Linked DNA regions of Homo sapiens: region 1 is linked to region 2. A link is a contact called in ENCODE Hi-C or POLR2A ChIA-PET data. All regions are on one chromosome and are shown on one strand. Each heading gives the region's core, a stretch centred on a gene start or an enhancer-like site at or near the end of the contact. The rest is flanking DNA. Distances are from core to core; before and after follow the strand shown.

What was found. Hi-C counts contacts between places; a loop is a spot of excess contacts on that map. ChIA-PET counts read pairs that join two places held with the same protein, here RNA polymerase II (POLR2A). Pooled maps may share reads with other maps.
Region 1: a loop to region 2 is called in a pooled map, with 3 times the contacts of the local background. The contact joins the enhancer-like site here to the promoter of RAD51B in region 2. A Hi-C loop is called at or near these places in 1 of 50 pooled maps. POLR2A ChIA-PET finds 5 or more read pairs at or near these places in 4 of 52 experiments (MCF 10A, OCI-LY7, activated T-cell and 1 more).

The regions. Positions count from the first base shown.
Region 1 is chr14:67,851,160-67,854,658 of GRCh38, reverse strand. All of the region lies in intron 4 of RAD51B (RAD51 paralog B), which reads right to left. Among named protein-coding and RNA genes, the nearest start is that of RAD51B, 33 kb to the right of the region's middle. RefSeq lists an enhancer at 1,415-1,484. Within about 2 kb of position 1,303, at least 3 of the 41 ENCODE cell types and tissues checked have a DNase peak (open chromatin) inside an H3K27ac peak, as active enhancers do.
Region 2 is chr14:67,818,139-67,821,786 of GRCh38, reverse strand. It overlaps RAD51B (RAD51 paralog B), which reads right to left and starts at 2,008. Exons shown (of 11, transcript NM_133510.4): 1 at 1,934-2,008. RefSeq lists enhancers at 860-1,621, 1,881-2,175.

The DNA of each region.
Region 1 (3,499 bases), core at 54-2,553, 34 kb before region 2:
TCTCTGAATACTTTTTTTTTTTTTTGAGACGGAGCCTTACTCTGTTGCCCAGGCTGGAGTGCAGTAGTGCAATCTCAGCTCACTGCAACTTCTGCCTCCTGGATTCAAATGATTCTCATGCCTCAGCCTCCCAAGTAGCTGGCACAACAGGCGCATGCCACCACACCCAGCTAATTTTTGTATTTTTGGTAAAGATGGGGTTTTACCATGTTGGGCAGGCTGGTCTCAAACTCCTGGCCTCAAGTGATCTGCCCATCTCGGCCTCCCAAAGTGCTGGGATTACAGGCGTGAGCCACTGCACCTCACCTGTATCTTTAAATATAACTTTAATTTTACCTATTCACAATAGCATCTATCTTATGCATTCTCAGCATGGGTAATATTAACCCCAAGGGTAAAAGTTGTTTTGGAGGAAGGGGAAGATTTTACTCTTTTATGTATAAAGCACAGATATTTATACAGTACAAAAACAGATATACAGTATATGTGTGGTAGAAAAACTTCATTGGAGGGTGTGGTTAAGAAAAAATTGTTAAAAAGGCTTCTTAGGAGACAATAATGAAAAAATGAATGAGGAACACTGATCTATATTATCTCATATGAGAAGGCTACCGAACTGATTTGATCTCCACATAATACAAACTTTAAGGTGTTTGCTGTTCTCAGGGAATGGAACAATGCCCTGTAGTTCACTTCCTTCAGCAGGTCCGCAGAGTTGGTGTCTCTGATTTCTCCTCTGCTGCTTCTGCTTTAAGAATGAATAGCACTTCTCTACTTCCACTTTTCATGTTGGTGTTGTAACTGAATATGTAAGCATACACAGATTCAGTGACATTCACGTAAGTCAAAACTGATGATAAATAACCTAGGAAATTTTTAAGTTAAAGTCAGGAAAGAGAAACTATAAAAATGACAGCAAAATATTTCCAGATTGATTCTTACTCTCTCAATCTCCAGATCCACTCTAAGTTCATTCAATCAGTTGCCTTACCCCACCCACCCACCAGATCTATCTGACATCTATCTAGGACACTAGGCTTGACCTTTTAACCAGAAACAAAGACTGTGCAATGCAGTTAATTAGGCACCTTCACTGACACCTGTATTTTATTAGTTCTCTACTGCTTCATAACAAATTACCACAAACTTGGCAGCTTGAACAGCATCCATTTATTATGTCACTGCAAGTCAGTTTTGACTTATGTGAATGTCACTGAATCTGGGTATACTTATATATTCAGTTACAACACCAAGATGAAAAGTGGAAGTAGAGAAGTGCTATTCATTCCTAAAGCAGAAGCAGCAGAGGATAAATCAGAGACAATCAGGTCAGAAGTCCAGATAGGGTTGGCTAGGTTCTCTGCTTAAGGTCTTACAAGGTTGAAATCAAGATCTCAGCTGAGCTGGACTCTTATCTGGAGGTTGGGAGTAAGAATCAACTTCCAAGTTCATTCAAGCTGTTGGCAAAAATCTATTTCTCTGCAGCTCTAGGTCTGAGGTTCCTTTCTTGCTCTTATCTCAGGGCCACTCACTGCTTCTAGAGGCTGCCTACATTCCTTTAATCATGGCCCCTCCACCTTCAAGGCAGCAATGGCATCCTGAGTCCTTCTTGGGTTTTAAGCTTTTCTTCCTTCCCCTTTTTAACAGCCAGAGAAAGCTCACTACTTCTAAGGGCTCATATGATTAGATCCAAATAATCTCCCCATCTTAAAGTCAACTATACCATATAACATATAATAATCATGGGAGTGACATCTCATCATATTCAAAGGTTCCAGGGATTAGGGCAGAACATCTTTGAGAGGCCATTTAAGAAATTCTGCCTACTACAACATTTCTGAGAACAGAATGGTCATAAAGTTTTTTTTTTAATTATACACATACACACATGCATGCGTACATATGTTTACACACATGCATATATCAGTGGTAGGCGGCCTCTAAGACTCAATGATGCTCACCTTTGTTATCCATGCCTTTCTGTAGTCTCCTCCCACATTGTATCAGGTTTGTCTGTGACTAATAGAATACTGCAGAAATGATGGTATGTAACTTCCAAGGCTTTGTCTTAAAAAGAAATTGTCATTTCTACCCTGTACTCTTGGATCACATACTCTGCAGAAAGTCAGCTGTTGTGTCATGAAGACACTCAAGCAGTCCTATGGAAAGGTTCACATCGCAAAGAACTGCCAACAGCCAGGACCAACTTCCCAGCCATATAAGCCATGTAAGGAAGACTTCTTGGAAGCTCAACCCCACATGGAGTCGGGGATCCCCACCAACCTTGGATCCCCGAGTTCCCTGGTGCCAGCTGTTATAGTCCCACCAAGGGAGGCCAGGTTTTTTCGCGTAGCTCTAGGATAGAAGCCATATCCATGGAGTTTAGGAGCAGTCAGACTGCAGGCCCTGCCTCTGCTGTTCCTTGCCAGGCAAGGCCACTGGCCTGGGCCCCCAGCACGCCCACTCCACCACCAACTGAGCACTCTGGTCAGTCGGTCACGGCTCTGGCTCTGTATTTCACTGGGTCAGAGCTCCCGGAGGTAACTGACAGGCCCACTGCAACTGCCTCTGTCAGGTCCTTGCTCCTGCTGCTCTCAGGCTGGGGAGGGAGTGAAGAGCCTGAGAGTAAGTAGACCTCCAGCAGGATGCAGCTGCCTTGAGAGTAAGTAGACCTCCAGCAGGATGCAGCTGCCTTCAGGAAAGGTGGCCAGACTCTTTGCTCTCAGAGGCCCAGCCCCTGCTGCTCCTTACAGGGCAGGGCCTCCTGACTTGGGCCGCCAGCACAGGCACCCCTACCCCCACATAATCACTTCAGTGAGTAGCAGCTCTGTTTCTCTAGGGTGGAGCTTCCAAAGGCAACTGACAGGCCCTCTGCCACTGCAGCTGCTGCAGTACCCATCCTTGCTACTTCTAGGCTAGGGAGGGAACAAAGGTGCTTTCAAGCACCTCCATCAGCAGAGAGGAGTACCCAACCTGCTCCCCATTCCCTCTTCCCAGGTACACCCCCCATCACCATCACTCCCAAAGGCAACTGAACAGGTCCTCTGCCGTGGCCACCCCTGCTGCCCCCAGGCTGGGGAGAGAAACTCCAGTGCCAGCAGCTACCCTTCAGAGAGGTGGCCAGAATGCTTTCCACATGACCCCCTTCCTCCACTGCCCACTCCCCAACCAGGACTGCTGCCTTCTGGCTTCTACTGCACATAGCCGACCCCTACATGAGCATTTCAGTCATGGCCCAAAGCCCTGTCGAAAACCTTACCCCCATAGACCTGTGATCTTCCCTAGGGCTCCCACCGCCTAAGTGCCCTGCCTGAGAGTTTAGCCCCTCACCCAGATATCAGCCCTCACCCCTTCCCATCACAGCCAGGACCTGAGGCTCCCCAACAATCCAGCCCCATCAAGACTCATAGAGGAAGTCCAGCCAGCCATCTAGGGACTAACTAGGGACTTACAGATCTCCCTACCCTATTCCAATTTTGCTAGTACTTTACCACATCTC
Region 2 (3,648 bases), core at 759-3,258:
AAGAAGGAGAAAGAAAAGAACCATAGGCCACACAAGGTAGCTCACGCCTACAATCCCAGCACTTTGGGAGGCTAAGGCAGGCAAATTGCTTGAGCCCAGGAGTTTGAGACCAGCCTGGGCAACATAGAGAGAACCTGTCTCCACAAAAAAATACAAAAATTAGCTGGGCATTGTGCCGCACACCTGTAGTAGTCCTAGCTACCCAGGAGGCTGAGATGAGAGGATCACCTGAGCCCAGGAGGTCGAGCCTGCAGTGAGCTGTGGTCATGCCACTGCACTCTAGCCTGGGGAACAGACTGAGACCCTATCAAAAACAAAAAACAAACAAACAAAAAACTATAAATTCTAAACTACAAGGACTTTAACAACAACCAATTCTGCCATTTCTGCCTTAATAGGGCCACTCCCATCACTTGCCTGGACTATTGCATATTGTTTCTGGCCACTCCATTCATTTGTTCCTTAATTTACTCCTTCCACAGGCATTTAAATACACACCCTGCTGAGGTCTGGGGTACAAGAATCATTTAAGCATATTCCCTCCCCTTTGAATACTCATAGTTGAGATGAAAAGAGAGGTACACACAAATAACTACAGCCATGCAGTAAGCATTACAATTGCTATTTAAAAGTGCTATGGAAGCAGACAGGAAGAAGCCCCAAATTCGCCTGCAAAAGTCAGATCAGTGTCACAATCCTGCCTTGAGTAGCTTCCTAAAAAGTCACGATTATCCTTTAACACTTCCCATGGGACTGGTAGACCACAGGATAAATTCCAAACTTCTTAGGGTCGCAGAGAAAAACATCAAAAATTGGTCCCTCACTTCCTTCTCACTCATACATCACATTGCAACGTTCAGTTCCTATCCTTCCTGGCAGTTACTTCACCTCTCAGTGTCTTAATTTCCTTAAAACCCTTGTTTTACAGTCATATGAATTTACTACTTCATATGACTGTAGTGGAGGTTAAAGGACTCGGGGAGTGCGTGGCACATAGTACTTAAGGTCAGCAATCATCATTTAATGACTCTCACATGATCTGCCCTCCAGCCACATGGTATGTGTATTGGTAGGTCACGCATCCTGTCTCCCTGACTTCCCTCCACAAAACCTTCCCCAGAGTCAAGTCTTTTCCTCTCCAATGTTCTCATCAACTTCGCACATATCTATTCGATAATCTTATCAAAATACTATTATGGCTTGCAAGTTTGTTTGCCCCCACCGGAGCACGTAAATTCCTGCGGTGTATGTGTGCGCGAAAGCACGTATGTGTATTGCACATGAGGGGAGACGGTCAACCCTGGAGAATGAACCCTGTCCTCCTTACCACCAAGAAAAGAAAATTCTTCATGTTAGATGTTCAACAACTGTTTAGGAACAATATTAGCTAATATTTATTGAGCCCTTATTACGTGCCACACTGTTCCAAAGGCTTCGGATATTTTACCTCACTTTACAGATAAGGATACTGAGGTAACTAGTTGAGAAACTTGGGCAAAGTTAAACAGCTGACAATTGGTGTGAAGCTCGCATTCGAATCCAGGGACCGGACTCCAGATTCCACGCTCTCCAACACCACCTGAAGTGGGAGAGTCCCTCAACTTCCCCTAATGACAGGCTGCCCGAAGCGGGAAGGGGCTGGGGAGGAAGATGGGCAGCAACAGGCGGAAACATCACCCAGAATCCCCTAAAAAGAGCTTTTTCCAACAATGAGCAGCTTCCAAGCATTCCCCACCAAAAGAAGGCCCGAAGCTCCCCCAATTCACAGCGGGGTTCTTAGTGACGATCCCGAGTCTTAAGGGGGCGTGACCAGCACCCAAGAGAAAATCTCCGCTCCCCCAATATCGAAACCCACGAGCCTAGGGAAGGAGCAGGAAATAATGAGCGAACCCCACTTCCCCACAACGGCACCCCACATGAAACTTTCCAGTACCGGGTCTGCAGCATCCAACTTTCAAGTTTCCCCACCCTTTACACAGTTTCCCCGCGGAAAACGCCGCAAAGCAACAACCGAAGCACTGATTGAGTCGTCATTCTGGCTACTGTATCCAATCAGAGGCCGGCAGAGGCCCAGGTTGGCTCCGCGGCTTGCTGGGAATTGTAGTTAATACTATGATCAGCCTAACAGATCGAATCTGAAGCAGTTTCTCAATATAGTGATTATCAAAATCTGTTGCAGGACCATCACCAAAGAGAATGTGAAACAAGGGAACACCCTGTTTGGAAATTTTTCTTTTTTCTTTCTTTTTTTTTTTTTTTGAGACGGGGTCTCGCTCTGTCGCCCAGGCTGGAGTGCAGTGGCGCGATCTCGGCTCACTGCAAGCTCCGCCTCCTGGGTTCACGCCATTCTCCTGCCTCAACCTCCCTAGTAGCTGGGACTACAGGCTCCCACCACCACGCCCGGCTAATTTTTTTGTATTTTTAGTAGAGACGGGGTTTCACCGTGTTAGCCAGGATGGTCTCGATTTCCTGACCTCGTGATCCGCCCGCTTCGGCCTCCCAAAGCGCTGGGATTACAGGCGTGATCCACCGCTCTCGGCCCTGGAAATCTTTTTTTTCGTGTATCATCACTTTTCACAATGGCTTAAAGGGGCCAGACGCAGTGGCTCACGCCCGTAATTTCAGCACTTTGGGAGACCGAGGCGGGAGGATCACTTGAGCCTGGGAGTTCGAGACTAGCCTTGGCAACATAGTGAGACACCCTCCCCCACCCCTCCGCCTCTACAAAAAAATACAAAAAATAGGCTGGGCGCGGTGGCTCATGCCTGTAATCCCAGCACTTTTGAAACTGCCCGATGGGTTCACCTTACCAGCTGCCTAGACAGAACCGATTTATCAGGACAGGGGAATTGCAATGCAGAAAGAGTAATTCACGCAGAGCCAGCTGTGCGGAAGACTGAAGTTTTATTGTTACTTAAATCAGTTGTCCCGAGCATTTGCGGATCGGAGTTTTTACCAATAATTTGGCTGGTAGGGGCTTAGGAAGTGGGGAGTGCTGATTGGTCAGGTTGGAGATGGAATCATAAGGGGTCGAAGTGAGGTTTTCTTAATGTCTTCTGTTCCTGGGTGTGATGGCAAAACTGGTTGCGCCAAATTACTGGTCTGAGTGGTGTCAGCTGATCCATGGAGTGCAGGGTCTACAAAATATCTCAAGCACTGATCTTAGGGCTTGCAATAGTGATGTCACCCCCGGGAGCAATTTGGGGAGGTTCAGACTCTTGGAGCCAGAGGCTGCATGACCTCTAAACTGTAATTTCTAAACTTGTAGCTAATTTGTTAGTCCTGCAAAGGCAGACTGGTCCCCAGGCAAGAAGTGGGTCTTTTCGGAAAGGGCTGTTATCAATTTTGTTTCAGAGTCAAACCATGAACTGAATTCCTCCCCAAAGTTAGTTCAGCCTACGCCCAGGAATGAACAAGGACAGCTTAACGGTTAGAAGCAAGATAGAGTCGGTTAGGTCTGATTTCTTTCACTGTCATAATTTCCTCAGTTATAATTTTGCAAAGGCGGTTTCACTTCGGAATGCTGAGGCAGGCAGATCACTTGAGCTCAGGATTTCGAAACCAGCCTGGCCAACATGGCGAAACCCCGCCTCTACTAAACATACAAAAATTAGCCAGACATGGTGGCAGGCACCTGTGATCCCAGCT